Linked DNA regions of Homo sapiens: region 2 is linked to region 1. The links are chromatin contacts, found by Hi-C or POLR2A ChIA-PET in ENCODE. All regions are on one chromosome and are shown on one strand. Each heading gives the region's core, a stretch centred on a gene start or an enhancer-like site at or near the end of the contact. The rest is flanking DNA. Distances are from core to core; before and after follow the strand shown. Region 1 holds the start of RLN1 (relaxin 1). Region 2 overlaps INCR1 (interferon stimulated noncoding RNA 1).

Evidence for each region. Hi-C counts contacts between places; a loop is a spot of excess contacts on that map. ChIA-PET counts read pairs that join two places held with the same protein, here RNA polymerase II (POLR2A). Pooled maps may share reads with other maps.
Region 2: a loop to region 1 is called in a map of heart left ventricle, with 2.8 times the contacts of the local background. The contact joins the enhancer-like site here to the promoter of RLN1 in region 1. A Hi-C loop is called at or near these places in 6 of 168 maps with a recorded cell type or tissue (B cell, CD4-positive, alpha-beta T cell, CD8-positive, alpha-beta T cell and 2 more), 2 of 37 single-sample maps with no recorded cell type and 8 of 50 pooled maps. POLR2A ChIA-PET finds 5 or more read pairs at or near these places in 3 of 52 experiments (Caco-2, activated CD4-positive, alpha-beta T cell and naive thymus-derived CD4-positive, alpha-beta T cell).

What each region holds. Positions count from the first base shown.
Region 1 is chr9:5,336,465-5,342,857 of GRCh38, reverse strand. RLN1 (relaxin 1) reads left to right here and starts at 2,982. Exons shown (of 2, transcript NM_006911.4): 1 at 2,982-3,322. The coding sequence starts at 3,112. It also overlaps a transcript of RLN2 not described here.
Region 2 is chr9:5,583,209-5,589,175 of GRCh38, reverse strand. The region is part of intron 1 of INCR1 (interferon stimulated noncoding RNA 1); the gene reads left to right. Among named protein-coding and RNA genes, the nearest start is that of RIC1, 43 kb to the left of the region's middle. Within about 2 kb of position 2,620, at least 5 of the 41 ENCODE cell types and tissues checked have a DNase peak (open chromatin) inside an H3K27ac peak, as active enhancers do; they include CD4-positive, alpha-beta T cell and CD8-positive, alpha-beta T cell, where a contact is called at or near this core.

The DNA of each region.
Region 1 (6,393 bases), core at 1,733-4,232:
TATTTGAGTACTCTCTTTTGTTTTCTTAGCCTAGTTAAGGGTTTGTCAGTTTTGCTTACTTAAAACGCTCTTAGGCTGGGTGCAGTGGCTCATGCCTGTAATCCCAGCACTTTGGGAGGCCGAGGAGGGTGGATTACATGAGGTCAGGAGTTTGAGACCAGCCTGTCCAACATGGCAAAGCCTCATCTCTACTAAAAATACAAAAATTAGCCAGACATGGTGTCTCGTGCCTGTAATTCCAATTACTCGGAGGCTGAGGCACAAGAATCGCTTGAACTCATGAGGTGGAGGTTGCAGTGAGCTGAGCTTGTGCCACTGCACTCCAGCCTCGATGATGGAGTGAGACTCTGTCTCAAAAAATAAAAACAAAAAACAACAAAAAAACTCTTAGTTGTATTGATTTTTCTGTTTCTTTTTTTGATTTTCATTATTTCTTTCCTTCTTCTAAAGTTGGGTTTAGTTTCATCTTTTTCTAGTTCCTTGAGCTGTAATGTTAGGCTACTTATTTGGGATCTTTTCTTCTTTTTTAATGTAGGCATTTATTGTTATTACATAAACTTCCCTTTTAAAACTGCTTTTGCTGCATCCCATAGGTCTTGGTATATTGTGTTTCCAATGTTATTTGTCTCAAGATATTCTGTAATTTCCTTTTTTTTGTTTCTGTTTTGACACATTTGTTGTTCAAGAGCATTTTGTTTAATGTCCGTATATTTTTCCTGTTATTGATTTAAGTTTCATACCATCTTGGTCAGGAACAATATTTGATGTGATTTTGATCTTAAATTTATTATGACTTGTTTTGTGCCCTACCAAATGGTCTATCCGGGAGAATGTGCACTAGAGAAAAATGCGGATTCTGCTGTTGGATAAAATGTTCTGCATGTATCTGTTACGGCCATTTTGTCTACAGTGCAATTCAGTTTCAATATTTCCGTATTAATTTTCTGTGTCTTTGATCTGTATGTTGTTGAGAGTGGAGTATTAAAGTCCTCTCTCATTACTGTAGAAGAATCCAGTAGACATGGGTTGGAACCCCACCTCCAGCATGTGACAGCTGTATGCATGGACATATTTGTTGTTTCTCCTTAAAAAGGTTTCCTTTTTGTTTAAAGGACATGAAATGCCTTTTAGTTGTGCCTGTAAAGACTGTGAATCTTGCATTTGCCTGTGATCCTTAGCAGTAGGGTAAGCCCACATCTGGCATATGTGCTGGCCAAAATTACCCTGAACAACTCTCAATCTGTTTCTTCTTTCTGTAAAATGGAAAAGTGGCCACTGTACTGGACAGTTTTAAGGACTCTGTAAAACCATGTAGGCAACATAAAATTTCAAAACATCCCTGGACACTTTGGGAGGCCGAGGCAGGTGGATCACCTGAGGTCAGGAGTTCGAGACCAGCCTATCCAACATGGTGAAACCCAGTCTCCACCAAAAATACAAAAATTAGCCGGGTGTGGTGGTACATGCCTGTAATCCCAGCTACTTGGGAGGCTGAGGCAAGAGAATCGCTTGAATCTGGGAGGTGGAGGTTGCAGTGAGCCGAAATTGCACCATTGCACTCCAGCCTGGGTGACAAGAGCCAAATTCTGTCTCAAAAAAATCACCCAAAAACAAACAAAAAACTCTGGAAATTTACATTTTTAATGAGCAATTAATTTGGAGTACAGCCTAGCACGTGGATTGTTTTTACAAGGACTGTTAACCCACGAAAATATTTTCAAACCTCAGTTTTGAGAGGCCTTTCTCAAACTGTGTGTTTTAGTGAAAATCCATTTAAAATCATTAATTGCCTCTAACCATCTCATAGCTTTGGTCAGGTATTTTTTGAAGAATTACACATTGCTTGGCATTTGACCAATGTTAAGTGGGCCTACTGAAATCACCAGCAATCTAGAAATTAGAATTACTTGATTCCATAGTTATGTTTGTAACTAAGAGATTGTTATTATTTTATTTCAAAGCTACCATAACGTCCTGCATGTCTCCAGTTTATCTGATGGAGCTGAACTAATCTGAGTATATTATGAACACAAGCAAGTAAGTTATTTTTAAAAATGAACCTATTTGTACTAAAAATTTACAGGTAGAAGGGTCGTCTACTAACCATATTATCTAGAACTGTGTGGATCTTTAAAATGCTAAATTAGGTGGTGGTAATAAAAAAAGAATCACCTCTAACCAGGTGCAGCAAACACAAAATACAGTAAACAAATGAACATATCCTTGTGCTGTAATTTGTTATCAAAATATTATTTCTGGGAATGTGGGATGTCCACTGCTTTTTTTCCCCTTCTTCTTTCTCTTCTTCTTTTCTCTCTCTCTTTCTCTCTCTCTGTGTGTGTGGTGTGTTCTCCAGTCTCCAGAGACATAGACTAGAATTTTAAATTAAAATATTTAGACAACTAGTTACAATCAAACTTCTCCCACAGGAGTGGAAGGAAAGTCCAATGGAGAAATTGTTTTGTAAATTAAAGACATTACTGCACAAGCCTAAAATGATGTTACTGGGGATTTTAATCTTTTTACCTGGATTCAGATTAAAAGTCATCAGTTTTCCCTCTCATCAACAATTTATTCATTCATCCATTATATTTTTATGGATTGATATGCCCAACATTATACTAATTAATCCAATTTATAAGGTAATCTATAATCCTATTTAGGTTAGAAGGGTTTTTGGCAAATGTTCACTCTGGAAAACTGGGTTGTAAGAATATTGGCGATCTCAATTTTATTTCTGTGTATGTAAAAAGAAAGGCTTCATATCTAAAATAACTTTACCTAAGTATACAAAGTTGTTTCAGGGTAACAAAAGAGCGAAAAACAAAACTGTAAAAGGGCCAAGGACAGAGGAATGGGCAAATGAAGGAAGGGCGGAGAGGCAGAACAAGAGCTGAAGGAGAAAATTCTGTGGAGGGGTGTGGGAAAGGGGTGGAGCTGGCAACCTTGCCTTAAAAGCTGAGTGATAGCCCATACTAAAGACTGGTTGAGCCGGGTAGGGAAAGCAGCCTAAAGCCCGGGACAGGCACACAGGCCCAGGTGTGTAGGCCACAGCAGCCGCAGTCCTGAAAGGCTGCAACACCCAGACCTCCAGGAGAGACCAGGCCCAGGATGCCTCGCCTGTTCTTGTTCCACCTGCTAGAATTCTGTTTACTACTGAACCAATTTTCCAGAGCAGTCGCGGCCAAATGGAAGGACGATGTTATTAAATTATGCGGCCGCGAATTAGTTCGCGCGCAGATTGCCATTTGCGGCATGAGCACCTGGAGCAAAAGGTCTCTGAGCCAGGAAGATGCTCCTCAGACACCTAGACCAGTGGCAGGTGAGAGCTCCCGCCCCCTCCCGGCCTTCCCGCGCTTCCCATTGGTTACTCTGGGGCGGCCGCCCAATTGGAACGGCGGCCTGCACGTCCGACTCGAGATCTCATTGGCTGCCACCGCTCAGCCCCTACTCAGCCGTGGCTGGTCCCTAAAGTTTGGGCTTTTCCTTTGCCAGGTGATTTTATTCAAACAGTCTCACTGGGAATCTCACCGGACGGAGGGAAAGCACTGAGAACAGGAAGCTGCTTCACCCGAGAGTTCCTTGGTGCCCTTTCCGTAAGGCAGTCAGAGCGACGGGGTGGAAAGGGAGGGGAAGCCTCAGAGGAGGTGACGCCGCCCGGAGACCCGCAGGAGGCCGGGCGCACTCCTGCACCCCACAGGAAAGCCAGGCGGCCAGACAGCGGGCGTGCTGGTGGGGGCACCTGAACAGGGCTTCTCGGATAGAGAGGAGAGGGGACAAACACTGAGGCGGCGCGCTAGTTATCAAGCCTGTTTGCGCGCCTGTAGGACGGGGCAACACTCTGAGGTCTCTGTGAGGGTCCCGTGATGGGAAGACAGGAAGGGCCTTACACTTAATGACTCTCCTAGTCCAGAAGTTGGGCTGTGGCCTTTGCCATTGGAAACGTTCTTTAAAATAAACAAACAGAAAATCCCAAAGGAAAGAGTCTGACCTCCCGCTTCTTTGATCTGGGTATTGAAGTTCATTTGTGAGGCAGGGGATGGAAGAGAAAGGAAAGGCTTGAATGCCTTTAGGAGAAACTCAAGAGGACCAGAGACAAGGAAAGCAGGCCGTTCAGACCATCATAGCTGAAGACCCTACTGATGCTTTCAAGCATTTGGAAGCTGCAGTGGGTTTGCTTTAAAGGCAAGCTCTTAGAGTTGAGTACAGCTCAATCTGAAATGGCTTTTAAAAATATTTTAGTATTTATAAAGTAGCAGTGGAAACTCATGGAGGTATATACTAGTCTAAGAAGTGTAACGGGTCATATTAAATTCAGAGAAAGTAACCGCAGTTGCAAATACTAAGTGTTTTGTATTAGTATGACATGTAATTTATGATAAACCGCAACTAAATTTTATAGGCTATATGCATATACTATATATAAATGACTCTAACAGAAATACATTTACTTCTCTTTTATGAGATTTAAAGTATGCTTCTAAAGTTATTTACTTTTCTACATTGTTAGAGTTTGATTTATTTAATGGCAGTTTTTACATGACTTTTGTATAACATTAGTACAAAAATACCACAACGTCTAGGAATTTAGTGATAAAAAGTAGAGAAGACCGGATTGCATTGCATTTGCTTTATTATTCCACATTTTCTGACTATAAAAGTAGTAATGCTCATATTAAAGACAAATGTACATTAATGCAGCGTGAAAAATGAGAAGCACTCGTAGATATTAAGGACTTTGAAAAGTATATGTGAATTTTATGAGAAAATGAAATTATATTAAACAAGTAAGTGGAAAGAAATGTTAACATTTGGATAGGTATATGTATATATCTTTTGCATTTTCACTCACCATTATACTTTGAGCAGTTTCTCACATTGTTATTATCCCAAAACATAATTTGAAATTCCTGTGTAGTATTTTTGTCATAAATCTGCCACATAAACTTAAAGATTCTTTGGTGGATATTTAGTTTATTTCTAAATTGTTGCTGAAAATCATTAATCACATTTGTATATAGATATTTAGCTACACTTTTATTTCTTTAGAAGAGACATGAGATTTCAAAGTATTTTTAAAGAATTTTCTTTATTGCTATGCAGTATAATTTAACTGAAAGTAACCTCAGAAAATATTGCCTGCACGTGGGATTAAGATAAATGTTTACCGTTACTAGGTAGGAATCGCTTTGGAAGTACATGTCAGTAATTTGTGATTAATATGAGTTTTCAGACTTATACTGTTAGGTAATTGCTACTTGCTTTCACGTTATTACACTGTTAGATAACCATTTTATCTTACAATGTGTGCCAAAGTAATATTCACTGCATCCCTTTTAAAAATAAGATCCGCTTTAAACCAGAGATCTATTTCAGTAAGATTTGCATCCAAAATACAGTGAATTAAGGGTATTTGCATGAATTCAGACAGAATATTTTCTCTGAGCCTAGGTTCCATAGCTAAAAGTGTTATGGATTATGAAATATTTCAAAACAGGTTTAAAAATATAATTTTAATAAAAGTTCAAAACACACAGCCTATGAATAAACTGAATACAATCTATAACTGTTTTGGCTGATTCATTTAACTGGCTTTAAGTATACAGAAAATTACCATCAGCTTTTTTCAGCATTTAATAAGACTGCAACTACAGACAGTTTAGGTTGGAGCACAGAGACGTTTTTATGAGGAAATTGAATTAAACTTAGGATGTCTTAATGAGGGAAAATGCCAAAACCTGTCATTTAACCAAAAATGATATAAATTCTCATCTGTCATTTCCAGTTTAGAATGTGGATGAGCGAGAGTGTTAGGGGCAAAGACAAAATACTACAGGTTTTTTGTTTTGTTTTGTTTTGTTTTGTTTTTTATTGCTCTGTCAAACTCCAACTGTTGAAGTTTGTTGTTGGTAAAAGGAGAACAACTGATTCTTTTGCCACAAAACTCAGGAAATGATCAGCCCCAGAACTACCGCTGTCTAGGTGAAGGGTCGTGGTTTCCTCTGATCAGCAGGCATCAGTGGTTAACCAGGTGTCTGCCTCCCGCACTTAGATTTACTCCTCTCTTCTCTTTCTTTTCATTATTTCAAGAGTAATGCCTTGGTATTGGATAGTTTTCCTGTCCAAGAAGAAGAGCAGCAAGACCTGATCTGAGTTTACACTATAATTTAAACATTGTCAGTGTTTATTTCTTTGTGAAATAAAACTCTTAAATTGTATAATTAGGATAATTAAGGTTAGGAGAGAGTTTAGCTCACTGTAAGTTTTTTGACAGCAAGAAACATTTTTAAAAATTTATATCTTTTAACTGGCAGTGCCAGAGACACAAAAACAGGTAATGAATGTTCAACGGAGCTGAATGGGTACAAAGATGGAGTAAGATGTCAGCTGGGT
Region 2 (5,967 bases), core at 1,371-3,870, 250 kb before region 1:
AGGTGTCCAGATTTCACCAGCCTTCAGTGGGCCACACTTCTAATTAATGCCCAAATAACTTTCAGCTTCATCCCCTTATGTAACTGTGAGAAGATTAGTCTCTGACTTTTCCCAAAGAATTTCTGGAAATTCCCAGGAATTCTTACCATCTACTAATAGAGCCCCATTAAGAGTCCATCTTGTAATTCCCCAAAACAGAGAACAAGACTATCATTTAACAAAATTTTACTGAAAGAGATGTGGGAAAGAGATTTTACTGAAAGAAAATCATGAGAAGAAATAACAAGGCAGAAAAGAAAAATATAAAACTGGGCCCTGTAGAACATCCCCTACCTTTATCTCATAGGAGGACTATCTCCCCTTTATTCCCTGTCCCTCTACCTTGTGGTAGGGATCAATATTCCTACAGATAACAAGAGTCCATTGACCATGGCTCCCCTTCCCAGACCCCAAGGAAAACAGTCTCAGGGCTGCTCAGTAAATATTTGTTGAATTAATGAATGGTCTTAACCTTCCCATTCCAGATTAAGATCTTGGCTTTATATTTATATGATTGTTAAAATTTTTATTTAGATTTTTTCCCCTCAAACAATCAGTTTCAAATGTAAATTTTGAATCTCCCTTCTATTATACACTTAAAGATCTGTTAAGGGGTAAAAAAAATTTACCTTCCAGATAGGTAATTTTTTTAATTTGGCAACTTGGGAATAGTAGCTTTTCTCTGTCCTTGTACCCAACTTCTTAACTTTAACAATGAAGATTTTATGGGCCCAATGGCCCCAGCCTAAGCTGGTGCACCTTGTTACATAGGGCATTTACTGTTGAGAGCATATTTCTGAGAATCCCAAGATTTTCACTTTTGCATAAAGGCTGACTGAGTAGACTCTGTTATCCTATAATATAGCTTTTAAAACAAATTATTGTACTAGTAGCTAATTGCTCATTAAGATCTAGCTTTATGGGCTAGGCGCAGTGGCTCATGCCTATAATCCGAGCACTTTGGGAGGACGAGACAGGCGGATCACTTGAGGTCAAGAGTTTGAGACCAGCCTGGCCAACACTGTGAAACCCCATATCTACTAAAAATACAAAAATTAGCTGGGCTTGGTGGTGGGTGTCTTTATCCCAGCTACTTGGGAGGCTGAGGCAAGAAAATCGCTTGAGCCTGCAAGGTAGAGGTTGCAGTGAGCCAAGAGCGTGCCACTACACTCCAGCCTGGGCAACACAGTGAGACTCTGTCTCAAAAACAAAAAAAAAAAGATCTGGCTATATTGCTATATACTAACTGTGATAGGTTCTGTAGTTCCTCTCAATAACACTGCCAGGTAAGGTTCGTTATTTTATGTATGAGGAAACTAAGGTTCAAAGAGAACGACTTGTCTGTAGTCATGCAGCTGGTTAATGGCAGAGCTGGATTCAACTCAGGCAAGCTACCTATAGATCTCAGGGCAGGTAGGAAAGGGTTATATTAGACTCAAGTAGGAAGCTTTATGAAATTGCTCCCCACTTCCTGCTTCTCCATGATATTCTGATATGTACCCCAAATGGCTGTGAATCTTTGCAGAAGTCAGTGGTTGTTACTGACCGGAGAGTGAGGAATTATCTTCCATGTTTTGGGGGTGGTAAAAATTCTGAGAACCACCACCACATGTTACTTCTTCCATCTGCCTTCCGCTGCTTGAGGCTTCAAAATAAAGTTGTAAGAAATTCCAGCTCTTTGCCCTTACCAATATAGCCCAGGGTGACTCTTACTTAATTCTGTATATGAGTTCCAGAAAATATAGAACTCTATAGAAAAAAATGTATGGCACTTGGCTGAGATTTTCTGTTGACTTCCCTCCAGTCCTTATAAGATCACTTTTCCCTTACTTGATTGTTGTCCCCCATTGACCAAACCAGCAGGTTCTGGCCACTCCCCTCAGTGACTAAAGCTGTCAGCGTCATTACTAGGGTTAAGGCCCTGTCATGGGCTGCCCCAGCCACACACATATTCCAGCTGCTTTGCCTGTTTTAGTCATCCTGTGACATCTCTTCTTGTTATATAGGATATCATCTATGTAAAAGATGAGAGAGAGAGAGGGCTTCTGTGATCTGCAAACCCTTTGAAGACAAGGCTGATGTTTTACTATCTATCTTGGTGCCTAGTACAGTGCTTAGTACCAAATGAATGATAAAATACATGAGAAAGAACAGGATGGTCTCCTCATGATTGCACTTTCTCAGGATAGGCCTGGACCCTATCTCCATTTCCATAGAAATGGCCCTTTCCCCCAGGTTCTGGTACATGGCCCTGGTTGAGCTAATAAACAGCAACAAAAGAACTTAAAGTCTAAAAATGCTTTGAGGCCTGAAAGAAATTATCTCTGAAGGTGAAGTGTTGAGGTAGAAAGATGGAGAAATGGGGTAAGTGCATGTGCAGGGAAAGGGCAGGGACTTCCCAGCTCACCTCCTGTCATGTCCAGATGCAGCCACATACTTTGCTTACAGTGACTTGTCCTGTGTGGAGGCAATTCTTTGAGGCAAAACTATGCCTTAAAGCCTTAAAGCCCAGCCCAGAATTTCACATCAGCCCTTCTCTAGTCCTGACATTATTCACCAAATAAAAGGCAGATACTTGCTATGTTTTACAAGTTTCTTGTCTGTGTCATCAGCCTTGTTCCATCCTTAGATACAAAGAGGGTTGAAAACAGGATGTTTGAAAACAGGATGTTTGGGTTAAAAAACAGGGTTGAAGAAAAAAAGAATAATATTCAGAAAAGAATGTGGCAAGTGGACATAGTTCTTAAGGAACCCTACAAATGAGATTTGAAAACCTGGCTCATTTCATGATTCATTGACTCAAAGATTTTAAGGACATATTTCAGCTGGTAGAAAAAAGTTCACTTGAGGATAACATCTTGAGAGTCAAGTTGAAGATAAAAGACTCCTGTTTCTGGTATCTCTGTGAAACATAAACGAGGGTACCCTTTAGGACCAAGTACTTCATAGAAAGTTAGAGCTGGAAGGGGATTTACAAGCCATTTCATTTTAGTCTTCTCAGGAAACTGAGGCTCATAGGAGTTAAGTGTCTAGTTTGAAGAATTATGGGATCTTAGAGTAAGAAGATTTGTAATTCATCACCTAAGGGAAGAATACTTTCCAGAGTATCCTGAAAAATGGTAGCTCCAGGCTATGTAGATATATCCAGGAACCAGGAGGTTAACCTTTGATGAACAGCTCTAGTTGTTAGTGAATTCTTTCCATTTCTGGGCCAAATTCTTCTTCAATGTAACTTGCACCCATTGATCTTGGCTCTCATGTCTTCCCTTGATAATTCTTCTCCAGGAGAAATGCGCCCAGCTTCTTCCAATATTCCTAGTCTAGGGGTGGCTTCAAGCCCGATTGCCATCTTGGGTGCTTCCCTCTAGATCTACTCTCATTTATTCATGTCCCAATTAACAAGTCGGGCCCAGAATAGAACAAAATATTCTAGAGGTAGGCTGGCCTAGACATAGTAGGTTCCATAGGACTATTTGTTCCCAGTTCTGAACAGTGTCCTGTCAACACTGCTGAAGTTCTCCTTAGTGTTTTTGTTTTGTTTTGAGACAGGGTCTCACTTTGTTGCCTAGGCTGGAGTGCAGTGGTGAGGTCATGGCCCATTGCAGCTTTGATCTCCTTGGGCTCAGGTGATCCTCCTACCTAAGCCTCCCTAGTATCGGGACTACAAGTGTGCGCCATCACGCCCAGCTAATTTTTGTATTTTTTATAGAGACGCAGTTTCGCCATGTTGCCCAGGCTGGTCTCAAACTCCTGGGCTCAAGTGATCCACCTGCCTTGGCCTCTTAATGGGCTGGGATTATAGGCATGAACCACCATGCCCAACCTCCTTAGTTTTTAAGCAATTGGATTTCAATTCAACCTGCATTTGTACTTAGGGCACATTTGTAGTTTATGAGTATGATACTGTTTAAATTCTTTTCTATTAAATCCCCAGAACTTTTTCATATTAACTGCTAATAAACTGCTCTTCCATCTTAGGTGTGTGGATCAAAAGCAGGACCTTTCATTCTACCTCTTTGGTTTTGACCTCGTGATTCAACCTGGGACTTAATTTTTTTATTTTTTATTTTTATTTTTTGAGGCAGGGCGTCATGCTGTTGTACAGGCTGGAGTGCAGTGGTACAATCTTGGCTCACTGCAGCCTCAACCTCCCGGGCTCAAGCGATCCTCCCACCTCAGCCTCCCAATTAGCAGGGATCACAGGCACACACTACCACACCTGGCTAATCTTTGTATTTTTTGTAGAGATGGAGTTTTGCTATGTTGCCCAGGCTGGTATTGAACTCCTGACCTCAAGTGATCTGCCCGCCTCGGCCTCCTAAAATGCTGAGATTACAGGTGTGAGCCACTGTGGCAACCTGGGATTTTGAAATAGAAACTCTTCTATCCAACTGACTCTCTCTCCCTACTTTATTAATCATCATATATTATAAGCTCATCTTCTATGTTTTCATCCAAGTTACCCATAAGACAGAGGGAAAAAGACAATTTTTTAGTAGTTGCTTTGTCAACCTAACCTCTTCTCTCAACCATATTCACTTACTCACAAGGATATAAATGTACATCTTGTTGTGTGCTGTGATTAAAAATCAATATATTCTATGTCTATGGCAACTCCATGAGCTACCAAACTTGTAACTCCCTAAGCTACCAAACTGGTAACTTTTTTTTTTTCTTTTTGAGACAGGGTCTCATTCTGTTTCCTAGGCTAGAGTGTGGTGGTGTATTCACAACTTACTGCAGCCTCAACCTCCTGGGCTCAGTCGATCCTCCCACCTCAGCCTCCCCAGTAGCTGGGACTGCAGGCGTGCACCATCACACCTGGGTAATTTTTGTATTTTTTGTAGAGATAGGGTTTTGCCATGTTGCCCAGGCTGGTCTTGAACTCCTGAGCTCAAGCCATCTGCCTGCCTCAGCCTCCCAAAGTGCTAGGATTACAAGTGTAAGCCACCATGCCCAGCCCAAACTGGTAACTTTACTGAAAAAGAAATGGGATAAATTAGGCAAGTTACTTAACTTCTATAAGCCCAAGTTTCCTCATCCATAAAATGTGAATATTTGTTCTACTCCCTTTACCAGGTGGTAGTGAGGCTCAACTAGTATAACAAGACATTTGAAAATGCTTTGTAAACTTAAAAAAATTTTTTTTTGAGATGGAGTCTTGCTCTGTCGCCCAGGCTGGAGTGCAGTGGCGTGATCTCAGCTCACTGGAAGTTCCTCCTCCCAGGCTCAAGCAATTCCCCTGCGTCAGCCTCCCAAGTAACTGGTGGGCACTCATCACCACGCCCGGCTAATTTTTGTATTTTTAGTAGAGACGGGGTTTCACCATGTTGGCCAGGCTGGTCTCTAACTCCTGACCTCAAGTGATCTGCCAGCCTCGGCCTCCCAAATTGCATTTTTCTTTCCCTCCCTGCTCTCTTGGGCTACTCCTGTCCATGGGGAGCTCCCACCCACCCTGAATTCCTTTGGGTCTTATGGTCTGGTCCCACTTATCAGTCACTTGATTGCATGTAGCTTTGGTTTTTGTGGTGTATTTCTCCAGCTCACTATACATTCCTCAAACTCAAGGTAGAGCATATCTAATACATACTTTGTATTTCTCACAAGTACACAGTGCTGACTGGGGGTTTCAGAGTCCTAAGACAGAGTCTGAAACACCCTGGGGACTAGATGAGCTGCCTTTATGCCACACAGCCTTGAAAGGGAGGGGACTGTGTCAGGGTAGTCCAGTGAATCACCCTGTCTCATTGATGAGTGTAAGAAAGTAGAGGCTCTGGTCAACCTGGACTTAAACTTTCCATTGTGCTTCTCAGGGGATACAGCTGTAGCCTGCCAGACTGGCATTTTCCCTAACAGCTTTCAAATGTCACATTCCACTATAACATACTCACACACAGAAGCTGTTCTTTCTTTGTCTTCATTTTGAGA